Linked DNA regions of Mus musculus: all the other regions are linked to region 1. The links are chromatin loops, found by intact Hi-C in ENCODE. Cell type or tissue: left cerebral cortex. All regions are shown on one strand. Region 1 holds the start of Gypa (glycophorin A). Region 2 overlaps Usp38 (ubiquitin specific peptidase 38). Region 3 overlaps Frem3 (Fras1 related extracellular matrix protein 3).

Region 1 (8,000 bases):
CAATGCTGGTGGAGTCCCAAAGAGGCATCAGACACCTTAAGACTGGAGCTGCAATGGTTGTAAGCTGCTCTGGAGGATCTGGGAACAGAACTCAGGGCCTCAGCAAGAGAACAAGGACTCTGAGTTATAAAGCTATCTCGCTAACTTTTTGCTTTGACACAGGTCATGCTATGTAGACCAGACACACAGAGATCCTCCTGCCTCTGCCTCTGAGTGCTGGGATCACAGCATGCTCCCCAGCTGCAACAGGTATTCTTTAAAAAAAGAAAAAAAGTTCTGAGGATGTGGAATAAAAGTAAACTTTATAAAGAAGTCACTGTCGCAACATTGTGGAGACCCCAAACATATTACACAGTCAGTCATTCTATCCGTGGCTATATATTGAAAGGGTGTGAAATGAGCACCCAAAGATACCTGATATCCACATGTTCTGCTGATCACAGCTCTAGTCGGGTGGACTGAAATACAAAGGCAGCCAGGGACCTCACATGATACAGAGACATCATGGTGTACTACTATGGCTAGTCATGGCTACCATAGCGAGCACCTATTTTAATGGTACTTAGCTCAGCCCTTATGCGGTTATTACGAGATCAGTATCAGCATTGCCTGCATTTTATAGATGAGGCCAAGATAGGGCCAATGATTTGCCTCAGGTATACCAGACTTAGATTTGAATTCACTTCTGTTTCTTGTGCCCGTGTTCCTTTTTTTTTTTTTTAGCAATCTCTTTTTTTCTTCTTCTTTTTTTAATTAGGTATTTTCCTCGTTTACATTTTCAATGCTATCCCAAAGGTCCCCCATACCCACCCCCCCAATCCCCTACCCACCCACTCCCCCTTTTTGGCCCTGGCGTTCCCCTGTACTGGGGCATATAAAGTTTGCAAGTCCAATGGGCCTCTCTTTGCAGTGATGGCCGACTAGGCCATCTTTTGATACATATGCAGCTAAAGACAAGAGCTCCCGGGTACTGGTTAGTTCATATTGTTGTTCCACCTATAGGGTTGCAGTTCCCTTTAGCTCCTTGGGTAATTTCTCTAGCTCCTCCACTGGGGGCCGTGTGACCCATCCAATAGCTGACTGTGATCATCCACTTCTGTGTTTACTAGGCCCCACATTGTGCCCGTGTTCCTAACGCTTGCCTCATACCCTCTGCCAGGGAGACTGAATCTCACCCAGTGTCCTACAGAGAGCTCAGCACTTCTCTGCTGTCCACCCTGACTCAGGCCGTAGCTGTGCCATGGATGAAATATGCTCCCCCCCCCCTCGCCTGGGCTATGTGTTTCTAACACAGAGTCACTCACTGTGTTTGAGAGAACATGGCTTAAAATATCCTCAGGAGGCCAAAAGTAAGGCTACTTTAAAATATTTTATTTTATATTATATTATATTTATTTTATTTTATATTATATTTATTTTATTATATCAATTTATCTTAATAATTTTTAAAATTTAAATTTCGATTAAAATTTTAAAAATATTAAATTAAAATTTTAATTATTTTAATAAATTAAATTATTTTAATAAATTAAATTAAATTATATTAATTTATTTTAAAAACATATTACTTTGGATTCAGCCCAGCCATAGAGCAATTAGAAAGGTTTTTGTGGTTATTGTTGTTTTTGTTGTTGTTTTCTTAGTAACAGTAGTAACAGTTCCACAAAGAGAAACCCCTCAGTTTCATGCTGACAGCTTGTCTCCTCTCAGCAGGAGAAACTGGTTATACTAGTTTTGAAAAAGAAAGGGCATAAGTCTACCCTAACCTTCACCAGTTAACCTTAGCTTAGAAATAAGTCTCTTCATAGCCCCAAGCGAAGTAACATGGTTATTTATGTAACGATATTACTTACACTTGATACAAGTTTACTGCTATCTAGGGTTAGAATCAAAGGCATTTCTTAGACTGGGGAACTGCTATTCAGGCACAAATGGTTGTGGGCTGCAGTGTGCCACTCCTGTCCCTAGCTGAATCCTATTTAAACACACCCTCCAGACTGAAACTGAATGTACTACTCAGTCATTGGTTCAGTTAAGTAAGAAAACCAGCATTGGGGCAATTCATAGTTTAAATAAGTCATCGAGAATAAAATATCATCAAGCTGAAAATATTCACTCACCTGATGTTGTCACAGCAGCTGTGCTCTCGGTCATACTGGGAGTGTCTGTCAGCCTTAGGAAGGCCTTGCCTACCTCCTGGTATCTCTCAGGCCCACCTTCCCGGGGCCTCTATCCGTTGACACACATTGGCTAGCATTTAAATGATGCAACATTATTTAGTGTCTGTTAATAAAGATAACTAGAGGTCTGCATAACTGCGAGGACCAGAGTGGAATTAAAATCTTTGTTCCAAAGAATTGCCTGCTGTGTTAAATTTACTTCATGTAAACGAAGTGAGCACCACAAGGCAGCACCAAGGACCACTCAACTGGACATAGAGACTGCAGAGGTCAGGGCAGGCGCTGGACTTGGAGAGTAGGAGTGTTTCTAATGCGGGGGTCCCTATGATCCCTTAAGAAAGTGGCTTCTTGTGTACGAACTGCATGCATTGAAAACTTTACACAATGTTTGCGAACTCTGAGGTTTGAAAGGCTGTCAAGCTCGTGACAGCTCAAAGAGTAATGAAAGAAACGTGAGTCGGGAGAAATCTTCCAGGAAAGTGGAATTCGAACTGAACTGCAGTGTCCGTGTGGCTATAAAAGCAGTTACGTGCTTTACAATGCTTTAAAATGCTCTGTTGCTCAGTGACCGTGAGGCAATCCCCAAATAACAAAAGTAAACGCTAGAAAACAAGACCAGGCAAACCCCAGTCACCCTGAAAGCATAAAGGGAGTGTGTGTAGCGCTGAGCAGAAGCAGGAAGCCCGACCACAGCGGAGACAAACTCCAGGCAGATACCGGCTTGGGCTCAGGACATAGGAGAAGAGTAGCTTTGATTCGAAAGTCTTTGGAAATCAGCCCTTATTAAGCTGCGGAGCGGGAGCTGACCACCAGCTAATAGAGAATTGCGGTTCTTTCTGGTGTCCTTGATGCGTCCTCCCCTCCCCCCCCGCCCCCGAATTTAAAGAAATGCAAAAGCTGGTGGCTTCTCAGGTTGAAAATTCGAGTGTGTGGAAATGGAGACACGTGGCGACCTCTAGTGGCTGTTCTGCATAATAGAAACGAAATGTGGAAACAAAACAAAACAAGAAAACACAACTGGAGAAAACATCAAGTCTTTCCCTTCCTCTTCGTTGTCCAGGAGTATCATCAGGTCGTATCTATGACTTACATCCCACAAATGTGTCAGGCAAGCACAACTGTGTTTTGAGAATTTTGAGCCAGCGTCTGAAGATTAAACAATTGTGTTTGAGACATGCAATCTGACAGAGATCTCATCAGGTTGGTTCTGTATGTGCTTGGCTACTTTTCTCTAAGTAGTATTGGGCCAGTCACTGCAGCGCCATGCAGAAACACAAGCTACGATGTTGGAGAGGAGGAAAATAGTTTGGATCCTTGAGCTCTGTCCGACGTCTATCGTCCTTGTTTTAGCCGTTCATTTCTGCCTACGAGTATCTGCCAGCTACCTCTGCTTCAGATGATTGCTACAGGTGATTCCTGCCGATCTCAACAGGAGGGCGAGACTTTTATGGTTTTTTTTTTCCCACGGGAGTTCGCACCTTGTCTCTGTGTTCCTATAGAATGTTCAAACTACTTCCTGTTTTATTTTCTTCATCCAAATGCTTTTTTAAACTTAAGGAAACGCAAGATTATACACATATGACACTCAAAATGACCCACTTGGGGAGGAAGGGGGCAGACGCAAGAGCCAAGGAGTGGACAAGTTTGCAACATAGCCCATGCTTATTCCCATAGGAAGCTGTGAGATTTCTTTAAGGATGAATTTATTCATCATTGATCAAAAGGAGGTATACTTCAATTAAAAAACAGGGTATTAAATGGAAAAAAAACAAGATTATTCTTTGTTTTGTTTTGTGTGTGTGGTTTTGACAGGATAGTAAATGGAGACAAAAAAACAGATTAGTCTTTGCTTCTTTGTGGTTCTGACAGGCTTCAACTCAGGGATGAAAATGGAGGATGGATTGGGAAGAACGGAGGGAGGGGTCAGGATCCACAGCCAGCCTACCTGCTTTCTTGGCTTGAGTGGTCTGTGGGTTCCCAGGAAATGCCTGCTGGGGCTAGGGCATCAGATAATGCCATGAGTCCAGGGAGAGAGTTCTGGATGGAAAGATTTGTGTGATCCAATGAGGGCCATGGCAGGTGGTCTCTGCAGCATTAGAGATGAGACTGGGGATTAGATTTAGGACAGAGGTTGGCTAGATGAATGTCTGCAGTGAGTCTACTTGCTTCTCTGGTTATAGTTGTATATTGGAGTTTGGTGTTGGGATAAGATAGCCAGAGGAGATCTTTGAAATTCATTAGAGGAGGCAGAGATGAAAGAGGGACCTCTGCTGGTGGTCTCCTGTAGAAGTTAGAAGGAGAATGTCCAGTTGGAGTTGAGAGTGGAGGAAGAGGGAAAGGTCTACCTCCTTCTTTCTCCAGAGTCCCAACATTATATTTTAAGAAAGGTTTTCTGATAACATCCCAGAGAAGAATTTATTCAGTTTCTGGATTTAAATGCTTTTCGTTTTTCTTTAGTTTTTGAAGGATACTCTAACTTTGTACAGATTTGTAAGTGTCTATGATTTTCTTTTGTTACTTTAAAAGTGCATTCTTTGTTGAAGTCAAAGACACCTCTCTCACCTCAAAGGGAATAGGAGATTATTTCAGACCTAAATATGAGTGACTGTAGCCTGGGAGCATATATGTAGGTTACCTACAAATACCACATTCCAGTGTGGAAACAATCTCATGAAGTGTTTGTAGTAAAAAAAGAAAGTCTTAAGCCATGGCCTTTGTACAATGTGTTGGTGGAAGCACGAGGTAGGTGGGGTCTAGCCGAGTGGGGAACCTGCTGTAGTCCTCAGTTGCATTTATTCTAAGCCTTTGGGCCAGTGGAAGCTGGGTGCTTGCTTACACATTCCCAAAGGGTTTACCCAATACAAGAGCGTCATATCACACATAGAGGTGGGCATACAGGGCTTCTTTGAGAGATAAACAGTTTGGGGTAACTACTCTCCAGCATCTAACATTCCAGCCCTGCATCTTAATCAGTTTTATAAGATGCTTGACACATTCATGTCTTTTTTTAGGTAATGTCAGTTCATACCTTACCTTGTGGCCTCTATAATTTCTGCTGAAAACTTGGTCCTTGGCCTTGCTGTTCCTTCACCAAAGATACTGCGTGTTTTTACTTTCACTGCATTTCTTACTTTAGGTGTATATTTGTGGGTCTGTGCTGGTTAGGACGTTATTACCTTGACACATGTTATGGTCATCTGGGGAGAGGGAACCTCTATTGGGAATGTGCTTCCATTGAATTGGCCTGTAGTTAAGTTTGTGGGAGCATTCCCTTGATTAATGATTGATGTGGGAGGGCTCAGCCCACTTCAGGTGGTGTCACCCCTGGGCAAGTAGTTCTAGGTTGTATGAAAGCAAGCGGGCAAACCATAGAGTGGAAGGCAGTAGGCAGATTTCCTCCATAGCTCCATAGATCCAGGCTCTGCTCCTGTTTGAGTTTATGCCCCCACTTCTCTCAAAAATAGACTATGATTGGGATGGGTCAGCCAAATTAATCCACTTTTACCTGTCCCACCCCGAAGTTGCCTTTGTTCATAGTGTTTAGGATAGCAGTAGGAAGCAAACTTTGGCAGGGCCTGGATATACAAGTAGGTATCCTTGGAGGCCACAAGGCATAGAAACCTCTGGGACGAAAGTTACAGGGAGTTATGAACCACCAGATGTGGGTTCTGCAAACCAAACCTGGGTCTTCTGCAAAAGGGAAAGTGCTCTATATCACTGAGCAATCCCTCCAGCTCCCATACTATGTGGCTTTGATGTCTGTTTTCAAGACTTGGTTTTGCTTTAGATTGTGATGTGCCTGAAGGTAATTTCCTTGGAGATCTGTTAGCTTCATAAATGTGTATGCTGATAACTTTTAGCCATTTAAAAAACTGACTTTTTAAAATATTTTCGAGTATTGTCTTTCTCCCCTCTCCCCCAGGTATGCCAGTTATGAGCAGCAGACTTTTAACTGTGCTGAGGTGTTTTTTTCCCCCACATTATTATATTTTTCCTTGTTATTATGTTTCATTTGCTATTAATGACCACTAGTAAGCATACTTACTGTGTCAAGACTGCTAGAAACCTATGGAATGAGTACTGGATTTTTCAACTCAGAAACACACACACACACACACACACACACACACTGTGGCTATGGTGCCAGTGTGAGACACTTCTAGAGGATAATTATTCCCTCCACTCTTACAATTTGCCAATTCCAGAGAAGTAGTTTTATTAGGTGTCAGAATTATCAATGGCAAATAGCTGATAGTCACTTTGAATGACAAATTTTCTTAAAAATGAGCCCCAAAGGGTCAGTCACATTTCATTAAATACTCAAACTATAGATCCTAATGCTTTCTGATTTACCTTTCTTACGGTAGTTTGTGTGTGTGTGTGTGTTGGGGGTGGGTGGGGAGGGGGACAGAAACTGTTGGGTTAGTATAACAACAGATGTAAGCCTATCCTTAGGTCCTGAGATTCAGATAAGCTCAAGAAAGTGAGTTTCCTCTCTAATTATGTGTGTGTGTTTTACTCATTATCTTGCTTTCTGTTGACTCTATCACTCTTGCTTCTGACAAGGGCATTACATTCGTGAAAAGGCATTGGTTCCTTACCATGCTTACTTATTCTCGTGGGTGAATATTCATTCCTCATCATGGTTTCATGTACTATTACCACAGAATATGGTAGGGCTAAGATCTGAACCCAGGCAGCCTGTCAGTAGGGCTGTTACACACATAACCAAAAAAAAATTTCAAATTCTCTGTAGCTGCAGGAAAAGGACAAACTGATGAGAACTGGACCTTTGTTCATGAAAGCACAGGACAAGGGGCTTTGTGTAGGTGCCTTATCTTGGAGCCCAGGGCAACTATGTACCATTTAGAAGAGTGAAAGTGACTCACTTTGGCTGGGACAGATGGAGAAGTGCATAGTGATAAGAGACACAGGTAAAGGCTGTGATCTGTGTCACCTTAAACCATGTTTGGATGTGGACTGCATCTCACAGCAATTGGCAAGTCATGCAAACTGTGGGGCAGGCTCGAACCACACAAGAGGGAAGAGACATATTATTAGAAGTGACACTTGATGAGTGTAAAAAGTGTAAAAAGACTTTATTGGAAACTGAGAGGAGAGTGGAGTCCAATGTTTCAATTAAAGGAGCCATTGTAGAAGTGACTGCACCGATCAAGCAACTTCATATCAGATGTTTAGTTGGGTAAGGGAGAGCGAGAAAAGCTAGGCGCAAGTTTTCCAGGTTGCATGACTGGTCCTGACTATAGAGCTAGGAATTCAGGAAGCAATTGCACTTGTAGAGAAAGACCATGAGTTTCCTTCAGACATGTTGAATTTGAAGTTTCTTTGAAGCACACCAATGAAGGATGAAGAATGAAGATGGATTTGGTACTTAGAAGACTAATCTAGACTGGGGTAGACATGTGACCATTACCCATCATCCACATGTGGCATGTACAAGGGTGCCTGCTACTCTCATGAACAAGTTATCTTCTCAGTGATGAACAAAGCTTAGTAGATCTCTATGCCTCACCATAGGAACTGAAGTCATGGGATGGCCTTGGTAATAGCAACAAAGAAGTCCTTGGTTTCTCTAGCTTCCAGTTGCAGCCTTCTGAAGGATGTTCTGTGCTCAGCATCTGTCTCCTATTTGGGAGTACTTTTCCTCAGGCTCAGTGATGGATCCCAAGGAGTTATATACTTTATTATGTGACAAATACTTCTGGGTTTGGCTGCTTGGCACATCTACAGGCATCCCATACAACCCAAGCTTGTCTGTTTTCCTTTGAAGAAACAAAGAAGGGGAAGTCAGAAGCCACA
Region 2 (8,000 bases), 500 kb before region 1:
TCAAAGTGTCAGTCCTCTGTGGGGTAAACAGTAGATGGCGACCTTGGTGACCTAGGGTTCTGTTGCTGTGAAGAGATACCATGGCTACAGCAACTATCCTAAAGGAAAATATTTAATTGGGAATGGCATACAGTTCAGAGGTCTAGTTCATTATCATCCTGGTGGAAAACAGGGCTGCATACAGGTAGACATAGTGCTGGAAAAGGAGCTGGGAGTTCTACATCTGGATCAGCAGGCAGCAGGAAGAGCCCTGTCTTGAGCATGAGACTTCAGAGCCTACCTCTAGTGACATACCTCCAAAGCCACGTCTATTCCAACAAGGCCACACCTAATAGTCCCCCTCCCTATGGTCCAAGGGAGTAGGGGTGGCATTTTCTTTCAAACCACCACACTTGGTCTAGAAAAGCTAATCATTTAAGCATAAATGATTTTTCCAGCATCTCTTATTGCCCATTGTTCTGCTGGGGCGTGAAATCATTTGCACTTAGATTTTTATTTCCTTATTTCCTGCTTTACTACGTAAGAGGACTGTGTGTAGTAGTAATTTTCTAGATGGCAACCATGAGATTGAGTTTGACTTTTCACAGTCGGATCATTATGTATTCCCTTTTCGTCCTGACTGTAGGCTGCCATTTCTAAGGGCTGGTACTGGGTACACCAGAGTCATGCTCTGTTTTCATCATAGAATTTGAATACAAGTAATTGACATGCAACTTGAACTCATTGTTCCATTGGCTTTTAAAGTATTTTAAGACAAGCATGATATTTTGTGCCTGTGATCTCAGCACTTGGGATACTGGGGCAGGAGAATTACTGTGAGTTCCTGGCCAGCTTAGGCTATTGAGATTTTTGCCTCAAAAATTTTAAATCTCTTAACAAGATTCTGGAAGGCATTTGTCCCCATGGCTATTTTGTGGATGCTGTGATAAGTGACTCAGAGGAAGGGTTCCTGTGGCTTACAATCCAAGGGCCTTTTCCATCACTGTATCGAGTCATGGTAACAGGAGCAGCTCTCAGCTGTAATGAGAGTTGTCCATCCCTGAGCAGAGAAGGACAGACAGCCCACATTCAGGGTGAGTCTACTTCTACTTAACCCTCTCTAGAGACAACCTCACGTACATACCCAAAATGACCTCCTTGTTTTTCAATAAAGTCAACCATTAAAATTAGCTCTCCCCTGTAGTGTGATGTTTTAAAGGCTGACTGTATGTTCTCTGTCATGTACAGAATGAGTGAGAGCAAAGACAGCTCAAATGTCAGTAGGGAAGTCCCACATTGTGGTGTTGAGTTGTTTAAATAAAAAAATAGTTTTCTCTTTACTTTTTAAACTTTCTTTTCTTTATGATCTAGGACTTTCCTAAGCCCAGTGAAGAAAAGATTAAGCTGATTCTCAATCAAAGCGCCTGGACTTCTCAATCCAATGCTTTGGCATCTTGCTTGTCTAGACTTTCTGGAAAATCTGAAACTGGAAAAACTGGTCTTATTAACCTGGGAAACACGTGTTACATGAACAGTGTTTTACAAGCATTGTTTATGGCTACAGAGTAAGTTTAAATGTGAACTTTCTGATTTGAAGTAGAAGTGAGTGAGTAGGTGCTGAGGAGATGGGAGGAGGAGAGAATCGTCCCTGCTCCCGTGTAAGCAGCGTAAGTGTTCACAGTGCCATCACTTGCCTCAGTTAAAAATGAAACTGCTCTTAATGCCTAGGAACAGTGAAATGCCAGCGTTTCTGATTCTGACGAATTAGCTTGTACATTGTACTTACAATGCCACTGTTTGATTTGTAATCAGTATGACTTGATGTTTTTGTAATGTAACCAAAGGGATTGGCTGAGCCTACTCCAAAAAGTTTATGTGCCCTACACTACTGATGACTGGTGTGTTTTACCCTGTTTCCTTGCCTCTACTGTCCTACTGTATTTTTTTTTAATTCATATATCATAATTTTTTTTTTGCTTTTAGGAAACCTAAGCTTTGATTCCATGCCAAGATGTTGGTTCCTGAACAGATAGGCATTCCTGTGAATTTTCTTTCAAGCCCCTTTTCTTTTGAATGCAACAAACCTGAAATCAGTCCTTAGCTGAGTGACATCCTTGTGCTGGAGACACATCTGCTAGGGTGCCTGCTGCTAGTGCAGCGCCTGCCTGTGCATGACCCCAGCACCTCATAAAGCCAGGCTTGCTGTTGCGCATCTGTAATCTCAGCACTTGGGATAAAGCAGAAAGACCTTTATGGTGATTCGTGTCTACATGATGTGTGTAAGGCTAGCGAAGACTACATGAGGCTCTGTCGTGTCTCCCCTCCCCCCCCAAAAAAAATTGTCCTTGAAGATACAAAATAATTGTCAACTTTTCCTTAAATCGTGCCAATTGAGCTGACCCAAAGATGGAAGCTGTTAGAACTTAAACACTGTTAGGTGTGGGCTCAGCTTTAGGGTTTTGTTGTTTGTCCCAGGCTATGAAACCCAAGTGCCTGGGCTTCCATTCAGTTTTCTTGTTGCTTAGTTTGTATTTGACAACTTGTTTTAAGACAAAGGGATACTCTTAGACACACGTGGTATTAAATGTAAGACTGAAGAGTCCATAGCTCACCACCAGAGGTCACCTTGCTAGCTATGTCATCTTACGGAAAGTAGTGACCTAAGCACTTGTAACTACAGAGTGTTGTGGCAGCCAGTAATGCTATCTCAAAACAGGGAGATCTCTTAAGAAATACATGAATTATTTTCCTTGGTTTAAAAAAATCAAACTTGTAAAAACCAAGATGCATACATTCTCAAACATATCCGCTATGTGCATTGTTTGAGAACTTTTTTGTATAGTTATCTAATACAAAACAGTTGCATATAATTAATGTATGTGTACACACATCTGGAAGGAGCCCTGTTGAAATTTTTCTTGTCAGTCACTTGACATGGTGTTTATCTTTTTTCTTTAAATGTGTTTGTTAGTGCTGGGTGGAGACACGCATGCATCCTATGACGTGTGTGTAGAAGCTGGAAGAAAACTGTAGTCCGTTCTCTCCTTCCACCTTGCCACGGGTTCCTGACTAGAGCTCGGGTCATCAGGCTCTCATGGCAGGCACCTTTCCCAGCAAGCCACCTTGCCAGCCTGACATTTGCTTACCTATATTTTTGGTAAATATCAGTGTTTTGCTCATAGTTAGCATTTCTCTAACCATGCACAGATGAGACTTTCCTTGACTAGGCTATGCCAAATTATTTTCCCTTAAAACACTACGGGGGGCGGGGGAGAGGTGCGGAATGTTCACCCTTGTAGATGCGCTTAGAGTGCACAGGCTGATGTCAGGATAGCTTCCTCAATCACTTCTTGACCTTATGGCTCCTCGTGGAGCCTGGAGTGACAGAGGAGAAGCACCTTGCCCAGCTTTCACATGAGGGCTGGAGACATGAGGTTACCCAGGGACCATCTCCCTAACCCAAATTTGACCTTTTATACCAATATATGCTTGTACCTGTGACCCTATACCTCTGACAGCACTTGATTCAATCAATCAGTCTTAGATTTTTCACAATTTAGCAAATGTTATTCCTGTTTTCTTATTTTAGGAAAATTAGGTCTTAACCATAGTAGCCTCAAATTCATGATCCTCCTGCCACAGCGCTCTGAGTATTGCAGACTACAGATTCACCCCAGATTACAGGCATATGCCACCATACCTGGCTTGTAGCACACCCCTTTTATCTCTGAGAAAGAGAAAGAAATTCAAGAGCATACTGAGGCTGTAGGATCCCCTAGAACTGGAGTTACAGGTGGCTGTGACATGGGTGACATGGGTGCTAGGAACCAAACTCCGAGCCTTCTCTATGGCAGGATGACTTTGTTTTTACTTTGTCTATGCTGAGGTTTTTCCTGAGTGTCTGTACCCCACTTTAGGGCCTGGTGCTGTAGAAGCCACAAGAGGGTGTCCAAGCCACTAAAACTAGAGTTACAGCAGATACTTGTGTCTTGTGGGTGCAAGAGCAGCCAGTACTCTTAACTGCTGACCACCTCTCTAGCCATACTCCTTCTCTTTTTAAAATCATCCTAAGTTCATGATGTGTTTTGATGGAAGAATATTTTTTACTTTTGAAATAATCAACTTTAAGTTGATTTTTATAAGTTAAATTAATATTTAGCCAATTTATATTTGCTGACCCAGAAAATAGAACTATGACAGCATCCATACCAGGCCATGTAACAAGAGCCCATTCATTTATTGTCACCCCGCCATCTTTATGATATAAGTCTACAGACAGACACATAGGTAAACATCAGCATAGACAGATGTAAAAGCGAAGTCATGGTGCCAGAGAGAAGGCTGGGAGTTTGGTTCCCAGCACCCATGACAGGCAGCCCACTCCAGCTCCAGGGGACCCTACAAGCATCTAGAAGCACTTGAAGTAAAAGGAGTATGCTAGAAGCCAGGTGTGGTGGCATACACCTGTGATCCAGCACTCAGGAAGTGGAGGGAGAATATGAGTACTCAACAAAGTGTGCTAGTAACTGTTAGTAAGGGGCTGCCCTACACATCAGGTAACACTGAGGATAACCATTCTTAAACTAGCTTCCTTTGAGCTTCTTTATAAAAAGTGCGTAAGTGTATAGATAACATTATATTATTTTATATTCTTTTTCAGGTTCAGAAGACAAGTATTATCTTTAAATCTAAATGGGTGTAATTCGTTAATGAAAAAATTACAACATCTTTTTGCTTTTTTGGCTCATACACAAGTGAGTATTTATGTGTGTAATATGTACATATTAACTGCATGATCATGTTCTTTAAACTATATATCATCATGAGTCTTTTTAACTGGTGGAATTGTGTGTCATGTGTCTTGTCCAAAATAAAGATCCACTTGCAAGTGCTCAGGGACTCTGCCTGGACACCTAGAACTCTTGTCTCTTCTCCCTGCTTCCCTTCCCTGCAGAGGATTATCATGCTAACCAGCTACACATCAAGTCTACTTTCCTGATAATAAAGAATTTCCTTCATGAAAAAAACTTTAAAGCTAGGCTTAATGTCCTACACCTGTCACTCCAGCATTCAAAAGACTGAGGCAGGACTCTGAGTTCAGGGCCTGTCTGGGCTATGTAGCATGCTCCTATCTCAAAGAGACAAGAGGGGAGGGATGAAAGAAAGGACTGAAAAGAATGGACTGTGGCTGGGATTTTGTTTTGTTTTGTTTTGTTGGTTTACAGAGACTGAATATATTGATATAATAGTGAACACAAAATAATTATGGTCTAGGCTTTTTTCTCTGTAGTCCTTTTGTTAATGGTTTTGTTTTACAAGACAATGTTTCTCTGTGTAGCCCTGGCTGTCTTATAACTCCATTTGTAGACCAAGCTCACAGAGATTTGCCAGCCCCTGCCTCCCAGGTGTTGGGATTAAAGGTGTGCGCTACCACACTCAGCTTTTCTTTATTTTCTTTTAGGTATTCTTTTATTGTACTTACATATCTTTATAGATCATTGTTCATCTCTTAAGCTCTTGAACTTAAAACTTTGTGGTGTTCTTTTATATCCACAAATTAATTCAGTAAAGTCAACTTGAGGCAGGGTCTATAGGTCCTTTAGTTAAGTTCATTGAACAGACATGTTCAGAGGTTCTGTGTATAGTCTGGTAAGAATCAAGCGGGGATCTTGCTCTCAAAGAACTTCTAGCTAAGGCTCAAACATACATAAATGTAGGTATGTTGCTCACATAAAGCATACATCATTATTTTTCTGGTTCACTCTAATTGCCACTGTCTCACAGTCTGACCATGGTCGGGAAATGACAGTCTTTAGAACTGAAATAAATTTCTTAAATGGAAAGAATTGAGAGCAAGTTTGAGATGACTGTAGTGGCTTAGAGTTGATGATACACTCAGAGGATATGATTCACCTGGAGAAATATGTTAACAAATTAACATCAGGACCCAGGGGAATAAAAACTGCCTCTGAGCCAGGTGTGGTGGCACACTTCTGCATTGCCAGTATTCCAGAGGTGGGGGCAAGAGGCTCAGACACAAGTCTCAAGCCAGTCATAATACTACAAAAGCAGCGTTAGACCATAGCCAAAACCAAACAACACCAAAACCTCTCTCCCCTCTCCTGTTGTTTTCTACTAATTTACTGAATTAATTTTTATTCTATACTTCGTACATAAACATGTGTGTGCATCTGTGTAGATATGTATACTTTATTTATTTACTAAATCAGAGATATTAGGAAAGAAACCCTTCAGGAGGTTTCCATGCTTTCGAGAACCAAGAAAGGCACTGTCACTTTATGCCACAAATATTTCAAATACAGAGAGAATCCACATTTTCAGTTTAACCAGGTCTTTTTTTATGTCTGTTCATTTTCGTTTTGTGAGAATACCTAAGATTTGAGCACGCATGACCCAGGTTCATTATCAACTGCCTTTGAATTTCTGAAAGAAAGGGGCATGGAGAAAAAAAAAACAGAAAGTAAAGAAAGCAAGCAAGCAGAGAGAAATAAAGAGAATGAGAGATTATCAAAGTCCTTACCAGCATGTTCCCATCCACACTTGAGGCAGGTGTATGTATAAGTCCACATGTATGACTTATGACAGAAATTTTCAGCAAAGTAAATATGTGTGGTTCCTATTGCACACACAATACACACATCATTTGCATTCATTAACATCATTCTCACACTCCGTTTTTTTAAAAAGATTTAGGGACTCAAAGCCATGTGTGTCAGAGAGGGATAAAAGCAGGGACCCTATAGCAGGAGTTAGAGACACCTGAGTCCTGTGGTAGTCACCCGTGTCCACTTGGTGGTTCCATCTGAGCAGGTCCCATGGCTATGACTAATGGTTGCTTAATGTAAAAGTTGCCTCTGCGCCAGGCGTGGTGGCGCACGCCTTTAATCCCAGCACTCAGGAGGCAGAGGCAGGCGGATTTCTGAGTTCAAGGCCAGCCTGGTATACAAAGTAAGCTCCAAGACAGCCAGAGCTACACAGAGAAACCCTGTCTCGGGGGGGGGAAAAAAAAAGTTGCCTCTGCCTTTGCTTTGTACCCATGCCTGGCATACTTTGGTAAAAATGGAGTATGGGAGTAATCTTTATGAGGTTCAGTCACTGGTTTGTGCTGTAAGAGTCACTTTCTCGAATTTCCTTTCCACAATCAAGAGGGAAGCTTACGCACCTCGGATATTTTTTGAGGCTTCCAGACCTCCGTGGTTTACTCCCAGGTCACAACAGGACTGCTCTGAGTACCTCAGGTTTCTGCTGGACAGGTACAAATGGTTTAAAGTTCATTAAGCTGTCTTCTCTTAGTACCTTATTTCTCTTAATACTGATTTCAGACTTGATCTTTAAAGCACCATGTGTGACTGTGTGTTTATAAAGTTGTCTTTGTTCTTAGTTTGGTTTGGGATTCCTAAGGGGCAGCTAAAACTTCAGAACTCTTGTCAAATCCCCTCTTAACTACATATCTGTGGGAGTTCAGGCTCTTCTTTGCCTATTTCATCTTGTAAAAATAGATATCAGTAAGGAAGGATGCAGTGCAGATACGGAACCCAGCTGTCTTCTGTGGTGCCACATGCTTAGAATACTTAAAAAGTATGAAGCAATGATGCTTACTTAAAAAGCTGGAAATTAATTTGTGATGGATTCATTCTAGATATATTGTTTTATATATTTTATTGTTTTTAATATAGTAAATATCTTTATGTATGCATGTACATACATATGTTGCTTTTTTGTTGCTTGATAAAATACCATGGCTAGAAACAACACAGAGGACAAAAGTTTATTTTGGTTCACAGTTTCACAGAGCATATAGTATGTCATGGCAGAGAATGCCTGGCAGCAGGAATTTGAGACCTGCCTGGCAGTTGGGAAGCAGAGAGAGAAAGGAAAGTGGGACCAGGCTATAAAATTTTCAGAGCCTGCCCTCAGCAGTGTGTATCAGCAAGGCTAGCTCCATGATCCTTGAGAACAGCACCACCCACTAGGGATGCTGGTTCTATAGGGTTTAGTTG
Region 3 (8,000 bases), 200 kb before region 1:
TTTATCCAAAGAGATTTACCTAAAACAATTTAATGTCTCCTCCAAATTATAAACCAAAGAGTCCAGTATCCCATGTATCCCAATTTGTCTATCCAGTTCTTCATTTCATAGACATATATAGAACAAGAAATGAACCAATCTCTCTGCAAATTAAAGAAAGGTAGATGGGTGAGATGAAAACCTTGATGTGCCAGGCTGGCCACTGAATTTGATGCCTGAAACTCACAGACAGGTGGAGGGAGAGAATTGACTCCAAAGAGTGGTCCTTGGAGCTTTGTGTGTATACTGTGGCATCTGTGCCCCGACACATAAATCTTGCATGCTCACACACATACACACACAAGTAATGTTTGAAACGGGAGTTGATGAACTAGTCAGAGTGATCACTGCTGGTTTCATGTATTTACCTGTGATGTCTTTATTGAGTGTTATAAAATGTAGGTTTCCCAAGACTAAGCAAACATTTAGTGCTTGTTTTCTTGAACCATTTCTGGGAATGTAATGATACTATGTTCATATTTCATGCATTTTGCTGTCCTACATTTGGTTAATTACTGCAGAGGTTTAGATTACTAGTTTCTATTTGTTTACAGGGCTTTTGCTTTTAAATTTATTTATCTTATGAGAGCTCTATCTTCATGTATACTTGCATGCTAGAAGAAGGCATCAGATCACATTATAGATTGTTGTGAACCACCATGTGGTTGCTGGGAATTGAACTCAGGACTTCTGGAAGAGCCAGTGCTCTTAACTACTAAGACATCTCTCCAGCCCAGGCTTTTGCTTCTATATCAAAGTATTGCCGTGGTTTTTAGATACATAGGCTTCTGGTCTTGAGGCATTCTTGCCTTGAGGCTGACTATCCCAGAAGACTAAAAGATTCTAGCTGAAATGAGGAAATGCAAGCATCTATGTATTGGAGATGTCTTATCTATTTCTGTTGGGTCTTACTGTTTTTCCTCTGTGTGTGTGTGTATGTGTATTTGAGACAAAGTTTCTCTGTGTAACAGCCTTGGCTATCTTGGACATGCTTTGTAGACCAGGTTGACCTCACAGAGATCTGCCTGCCTCTGCTTCCTGCCTTTCCCCCACCCCAGTGCCAGTGTTAAAGGCACGTGCTACCATGGCCTTCATCTGTTTTTACTTTTATGGTAAAGCAACCAAGAAGCTTGCAGGAGGATATGGGACCCAGAGTCATCTAGCCTGGCTGCCAGCTAGACCTTTGTTACCTGTATCAGGACACACAAATGTGAGAGGGCTGTGAGAACAGTTACTGAAAGACAACAGAAATGCTGGAGTTGGAAGTGAAAATCTCCTTTCTTCAAAGGTGACTTAGAATCTTCCAGGAGTTGGACTTGTCTAGCTACTAAACAGTTCTTTCACCAGGCCTTGTGTGTATATGTCTCTCTCTCTCTCTCTCTCTCTCTCTCTCTCTCTCTCTCTCTCTCTCTCTTTCTCTCTCTCTCTCTCTCTCTCTCTGTGTGTGTGTGTGTGTGTGTGTGTGTGTGTGTGTGTGTGTGTGTGTGTGTGTGTAAGTCAGAGGTCAACCTCAGCTATTGTTCCTTAGGAGAGAGTTTTATAAGACAGGGTCTCCTCCTCTGGAACTTGCTCATTAGGTTACAGTGTCTGGCCTTGAGCCCCAGAGATACTTCTTCTGTCTCTGCTTCCACAGCACAGGGATTACAGCTGTGCACTGCTGTGCTTATATGGGTTCAGGGGACTGAATCCAAGTACTCAGGCTTTTATGACAGGCATTGTACTGACCCTTCCCTTATCCCTTCCCTCCTGCCCCCTGCCTGCCTGCTCCAGCCCACATGTTGATGAGCGTTGTAGGGTCTTTATAAATATCCTGAACTTTGGAAAAATTACTCTGAGCCAATAATAAGCATGTTGGTAAGGAATCATCTAGGCTGTGGTCTAAGGATGCTTTTGCATAGACAAGCCATTTGTATATTCAGATAAAAGAGACAGAACCAGAGCCCACCAACAACGACCTGGCATGCTGGACCTTGACAGGCCAGACCCCACCATCCTCATGAATAGTGATGATGATATACCCTTCCCATGGCTCTCTCACCTTCTGCTGCCTGTTCCTCTGTCCCCCTAGAGCGCACAATGACAGAAGATGCTTGAGAAAGGCCAGTGCCTCTTCTCCAGACGGCCACCTCCACGTAGCCAGCACTTTCCTCAGCATGGTACTCAGAGCATTCGAAGTGCAGGGCAGGCTCTAGGGAGGTACAAAGGGACAAGCTGAGACAGGATGCGTAGGCCTCCCAGGTGCCCCTCTGTCTTTGCTGGCCTGTGTGGGCCTGGACACATGTGACCTATCACACATGTCAGATCACACAGGCCCTGTTCATGGTGGGAAAATAAAACCCAAGTAAACAAAAAACCCCAAATTCAAAGAGCCAAGTCAGTGAACAACATGCTATGATTCTGACTTCCTTTTGGTTGGGGTTCCACTTATTCTTCTGTTTTATTTTTTTAATATTTTTAAGAATTATTTATTTTATGTATGTGAGTACACTGTCGCTGTCTTCAGACACACCAGAAGAGGGCATCGGATCCCATTACAGATGGTTGTGAGCCACCATGTGGTTGCTGGGAATTGAACTCAGAACCTCTGGAAGAGTAGTCAGTGCTCTTAACCACTGAGCCATCTCTCCAGCCCCTTGTTCTTCTGTTTTAAGGGCTTTCTGTCAATTATTAGGAGGAATTCAGCCAGTCAAGCAGACTCGGCAGTCAGCTACTGTTTTGGGAATGTAGAGGAGAAGTTAATGAGGTTTTGCTTTCTCTTAAGAAGCAGTTGAGTCGCTGTTCTGAATTTGGGATAACTGCTGTGTATTTTTTCATAGTATTTGTTGATTGCAGGGACAAACAGCAATCTGGAGCTGAGAAGGTGGGACTCTGAAAAGCTTCCCGGCAGTGAGAGAGTAGATTTGAGGAGGAGACTGAAGGAGGTCAATGTGGGCACCAGCTTCCAGGAAGCAAGGAAACCTTGATAAAGAGAATGTTGAGATTTGGCCAAGTAAATATACTAAAATCATACTATGACCTGACCCAATTACAGTTTATATGAAGTTTGGGGCTGGTGAGTAGTGTAGGTAAAGCCCCTCCCCGACAATTAAGTTTTATGACCTGAATTTGATCTCTAGGACCTAAATGGTAGAAGGAGGGAGTAGACTTCTGCATGTTGTCCTCTGAGCTGAGCATGCTGTAGCACACTCTCCCAACAAAATAGACGGGTGACAGGTAAATAGAAAGAAAGAAAGATACATAGATAGATGAAATAAATGTAATAAAATTAGAGATTTAGGAAGTTTAGCTCCCAACACTAGATATATTCTGTCCTAAACATTTTTTTTTCCTAAAAGTGAGGAAGCTTCATCATGGAGGAATAATAACTCTGGAGATGGAAAGACAGAAAACCACAGGGATGGAGTCAAGGAGATAACATGCTTGTAAGTATACCTGTGAGTGTAGTGAGGGTGTGTGTGTTTAATCCAAGTAAACAAGAGTCTGGAGAGCAGAAAGCAGAGTTAAAGGATCATGTGTGTTCATGACTCATTTTGGTAGAACTTAGAGATGCAGGTAAACCTTCCAGAAGGTTCTGCCCTGGCACACTAGACCTCTTCCAGCACAGTCTGATTGGAGTCTGCTTTTGTTCTCCAGAAGTCACTGGAACCAGCTCCATGGCGTTCCCTGTTTCCCAGTTACACCTAGGAGCTCGAGCTGTGCCTGCTCCACGCGGCACGAGTGATTCACTGGTGATTTTCTCTGAGCTGGTTTGAGCTCTTTTGATGGCTGTGTGTTCTTCAAAGCTTTGATGAGACATTACTGGGAACAGGGAACCCAGAGTTTCAGCTCTGGGAGCCACGTTGAATTTTTCTCAAGAAATTGTGAATTCTATAAGCTGTGCTTCCATAAGAGCCTGCCTAGTTTGTAATTGTGGGAATGGTTCCTGCAAACTGATAACAGGAAGCATCCAGAGAAGGGCGTCCAGGCCATCTTCTTTTTTTTGTACCAAGAATTCCAACTCCCACCTCCCTGTTCTCAATCCTGGAGATGTTTCTGATACCTTCCAGGTTGGCCAGGATCAAAATTAAGAGCTGGAAAGGAAGTTATTTTTCTTTAAATCCTTTAAAAGTTTAATAAAATGAGTTGCACAAAGCCTTTCTTGTGTGTTTGTGTAACTATATAATGTGCTTTGAGCATATTCTGGCTGCTCTTCTCTTTTATACCCTGCCCCCTTCCTTTAGACCATTTTGTCCCCATAGGCAGTTTCTTCTCTAGTTTCATGTCTGTACAACCTACAGCTTTATGGATCTGCCAGGCAGGACTTTCTTGACAGACACCTCTTGTTGTTGGTCCTCTCTGGCCTTGGATGACTGAAAAACCAATTTGTTTGTTGTGGAAATGTTGTGGCATCTTCGGAAGCCTGTCACGCCCACAGCTGGCGTAGTTTCTTGATAAGGATGAAATGTCACCATCTGGATTGCTCACCTATCAGTCCCTCTTAAACCCAGAATCATTGGGTGATGCCCTCTTCTGAGAGTGTCCTAGCCTCCAGGTGGCGCATTTGGACCAGACCAGCTGGGGCTGGCTCAGCAGCACCTGTAGCAATCTCCCTGCTCTGCCAGGATAGACTCTGAGAAGACTGTACAATCCCAGCATGGTCCTCTCAGTTGTTTGTTCATAAAAGCAGCCAATTGTTTATCTCCTAGACTAAGGACTTTCAGGGAGAGCAAGACCAACTCCAGAGAGCAGAAGCAGGGGGACTGAAGTCTATCATTATCATCATCATCAATTGTGTCCATTTCTCTCTCTCTCTCTGCTTCTTTTGTTTGTTTCTTTCTTTCTTTCTTCTTTTTTTTTTTTTCTTTTTCCTTTTTTGGTTTTTTGAAACAGGATTCTCTGTGTAGCCCTGCCTGTCCTGGAACTCTCTCTGGCCTCAAACCCAGAGTTCGGCCTCTGTGTATCACCACTACTGGCTTCTTGTTTTCTTTTTTAACTTTTTGATTCTTTGTGAGTTTCACATCATGCACCCCAGTCCCGCTCATCTCCCTGTCCCCTCATATCTGCCTTTCACCCTTGCAACCGCCTCCCCCCAATAAAACACATACACACACACACACACACACACACACAACAACCCCCCCAAAGCATAGGAAACATCTCATCATGGAAGCTGTAGTGTGTCACAGTGTGTCCCACAGTATATCCCTCTGTCCACACACCTTCACTTGCAAATGTTCCTTGTAATGAGTCACTGGTCTGTTTTGAGGTCTCTGGCTTCTGTTATACCAAATGCTGGATCCTCATCAGGACTCCTCCCGGTTATCCTGTTGTTGCCCTGTGCCATGGAGATCCTGCAGCTTTGAACAGCAGGAGTGGCCCTTTCATGCATCCTAACTATTCTTAGATGATGTAGATTTTGGTGTTGGTCAGTTTGGAGCCCTGAATCTGGACCTGGTCGGCTCTCCCCTGTCCAGACCACCCGGGTGAGTTTTCCAGCACTGCTCTGGCCAGGCCACCCAATGCTGCCATCAGCAGGAGGAGAATCAGCTCTTCTGTTCTCAGACCCTTGGGGCCAGCTCACTCACCAGGTAGACATAAGGAGGAGCAGAAGTTCAAGGCCATCCTTGGCTACACAGTGAGTTTGAGGCTAGCCTGGGCCACATGTGACCCATCTAAAAATTGTAAAATTTATCTTACAAGTGTGAGAGCAAAGTTTGCTATCACAAAGAAGCTGAATCGTTGCTTAGAGAAGAAAGGGGACTTACCATCCTCTCTGTCAGCCAGGATCGTTACCCTGGCAGTGGGGAATTTGGCTCCCAGCTGCCCTCCCGTTGGCAGGCTCAATGCAATGCTGAAGGACTCTTCCTCCTCATAAAGGGAGTCATTGATAATCAGGACCTGGCAGGTCTTCTCGCTCTCATCCTTTTCAAAGTGGAGCATGCTGGTATTATCTTCTGGTCTTGAGACATAATCTGACAAAGATAACTGCACGGAAGGAATTGTGCCAGTGGCAGAACCTACGGGCAAACAGGGAAGGTGAGAAGAAACAGAATTGCGAATGGGAATTTCTTCCAGGTCCATCAATGCTTTTGTAAACAGCAACCATCTAAGCTACCATCTATGCAGGTCCGGAGACCACCGCCTCCCCCGCCCCCCACCCCCGGAGTGGGGTCCCGAGGCTTCTCATAGCCCGGCCAGCCCGGTGTGGGAAAGCGCAGTCAAAACTCCCACCTCTCCAGTACCTCTTTCATTTAAAAGTACTAATATGCAGTTGGCAGGCTTCCAAACAGACTGCTTCTTGGTATGGTGCATAGTTACTAATCTCTAAGTAGATGTCAAGTCTAAAGGATACTCCACCTTTACCTCTAATAAAAGGGCAGGTCCACCCATTGAGCCCAAAATTGCGTCTAGGTCCAGCTTTGTGGGTTAAAGGGTGGACCATGTCCACCCCAGGGCTCTGGGTGCTGGGGAGGTGGGACTTGGGAGTTTTGACTGCGTTTTCCCCGGGCTATGAGAAGCCTCTGGACCCCACTCCAGGGGTGGGGGAGCACAGCATGAGGTCCCCCTGCCGGAATTCCAGAACTGGCTGGGGCAGGCGGGACCTGCATAGAGGCTGGGACAGGCGGGACCTGCATAGAGGCTGGGACATCAGGTTCTCAGACTCTTGGGCATCCCTGAAGCCTCTGGATGCCGTGGAAGAGTTGAGAACCGAGTGGGGGCCTGCGGGCTGGATCTAGCCTGGGGCCAAAGGAAAAGCAGGGGTGTGTGTGTGTGTGTGTGTGTGAAGAAGAGAGCTCTGACTAGGTCCCGCCAGAATGAGAGAGTCCTTGGCTTGCTCGGTGGGCAGCTTGGCTTGGTGGAGACCGTGGCTGGGAGCACTGAGAGACCTTCTGCGGGAGATTAGGCGGCCTGCTCTTTAGATGAAGGCCTGCTTCATTGCTCCCCATGGTGGATCCTGATGAGAAGAGACAGTCTATGGCTTTAAGGCTTTTATTTATTGTCATGGCAAAGAGTTGTGATGAGTAAAACTGTATCCCCCCTTTCTCAGGGCAGGCCTGAGGTTAAATATCTTTTGCAGGGAGGAGAGTTTGGGAAGAAGAGCTTAATTGGCTAAGCCCTTCAGGCCTTTAGGTACCTCATTAAAATGGAGATCTGTCTTGAGGCTATGTCATCTGTGGTCAGGTCTTCTACCTGTGGAGGGGCTTGGGCATTGCCCTTAAGTGACTGATAGCTACAGAATTATGGAGAGCTGAGGCCTCTTGTCAGGAGCCTGGTGTCTAGGAGCATGGCAAAGTGCCTACCATTCCTTGTAGGGTCTCCGGGGTTTTAAACCTAGCTCAACCAGAAACCAGGCTGCCTGTCACCGTCCCACACAGCTTAACTGGCATGATAGAGGATTTCTGGTTGTTTAGATAATAGGCAGCATTCCTCATTCATTGGAGTGATGCTCTTGTGCACTGTGTGGAGCTTTGTCTTTGTCATTCCCTCCTTGCCCACCTAAGGTACCTTCTGATTGATTAAAATAGAAAGCCCATGACCTATAGCAAAAGACAGGATAGTAAGGTGGGACATCTGGCAGAGATAGGAACTCTGGGGAAGGAGTCAAGCCCTGGAGATTGCCACCCAGACTTGGAGGAAGTCAGAGACATATAGAATAGTATAAATGGGTTAATATAAATTAAGAGTTAGTAGGAAACAATGCCTAGCTATAAGGCCAATGGCATTAATTAATAAATATAGTCTCTGTGTCATTATTTGGGAACTGGTGTGAGCACAAAAAAGGTCCCTTTGGCTACAGTCAGAAATTTGCGAAAGCAGTTATCAAAAGAACTCATTGCCTTACCTCTGACAGAAGGGACATTTGGCTCCATTGACATCCACTGTGGCTGCATTTCAAAACCCATGCTGACCTCCAGGCTCCCGTGGTCCCCACTCACTTGCTGTATATTTCGAAGTCCCTGCGTCCCTCCTCCCATGTACCA

Evidence for each region. A loop is a pair of places that touch in the nucleus more often than their neighbours do. Peaks named below come from ENCODE experiments on the same cell type or tissue, not always from the same donor. Only the 100,000 strongest peaks of a DNase experiment are listed, where the experiment ranks them.
Region 2: it touches region 1 in a loop (9-fold over the local background); 12 of 42 quality-filtered maps call a loop at or near these places.
Region 3: it touches region 1 in a loop (10-fold over the local background); 40 of 42 quality-filtered maps call a loop at or near these places.

What each region holds. Positions count from the first base shown.
Region 1 is chr8:80,488,208-80,496,207 of GRCm38, reverse strand. Gypa (glycophorin A) reads right to left here and starts at 2,163. Exons shown (of 8, transcript NM_010369.3): 1 at 2,121-2,163. The coding sequence starts at 2,154. RefSeq lists a cis regulatory region at 2,259-2,441. In left cerebral cortex, CTCF peaks have their summits at 2,941, 3,145 (motif pointing left) and 4,451 (motif pointing left); DNase peaks (open chromatin) are centred at 2,905, 3,080 and 3,353; H3K4me3 peaks cover 667 bases.
Region 2 is chr8:80,986,740-80,994,739 of GRCm38, reverse strand. Usp38 (ubiquitin specific peptidase 38) reads left to right here. Exons shown (of 10, transcript NM_027554.2): 6 at 1,351-1,544; 7 at 4,640-4,733; 8 at 7,147-7,253. Among named protein-coding and RNA genes, the nearest start is that of Usp38, 24 kb to the left of the region's middle. In left cerebral cortex, CTCF peaks have their summits at 2,594 (motif pointing right) and 3,914 (motif pointing right); a DNase peak (open chromatin) is centred at 2,592.
Region 3 is chr8:80,684,899-80,692,898 of GRCm38, reverse strand. Frem3 (Fras1 related extracellular matrix protein 3) reads right to left here. Exons shown (of 8, transcript NM_001167898.1): 6 at 5,784-6,035; 7 at 2,078-2,227. Among named protein-coding and RNA genes, the nearest start is that of Smarca5, 51 kb to the left of the region's middle. In left cerebral cortex, a CTCF peak has its summit at 4,571; a DNase peak (open chromatin) is centred at 4,573.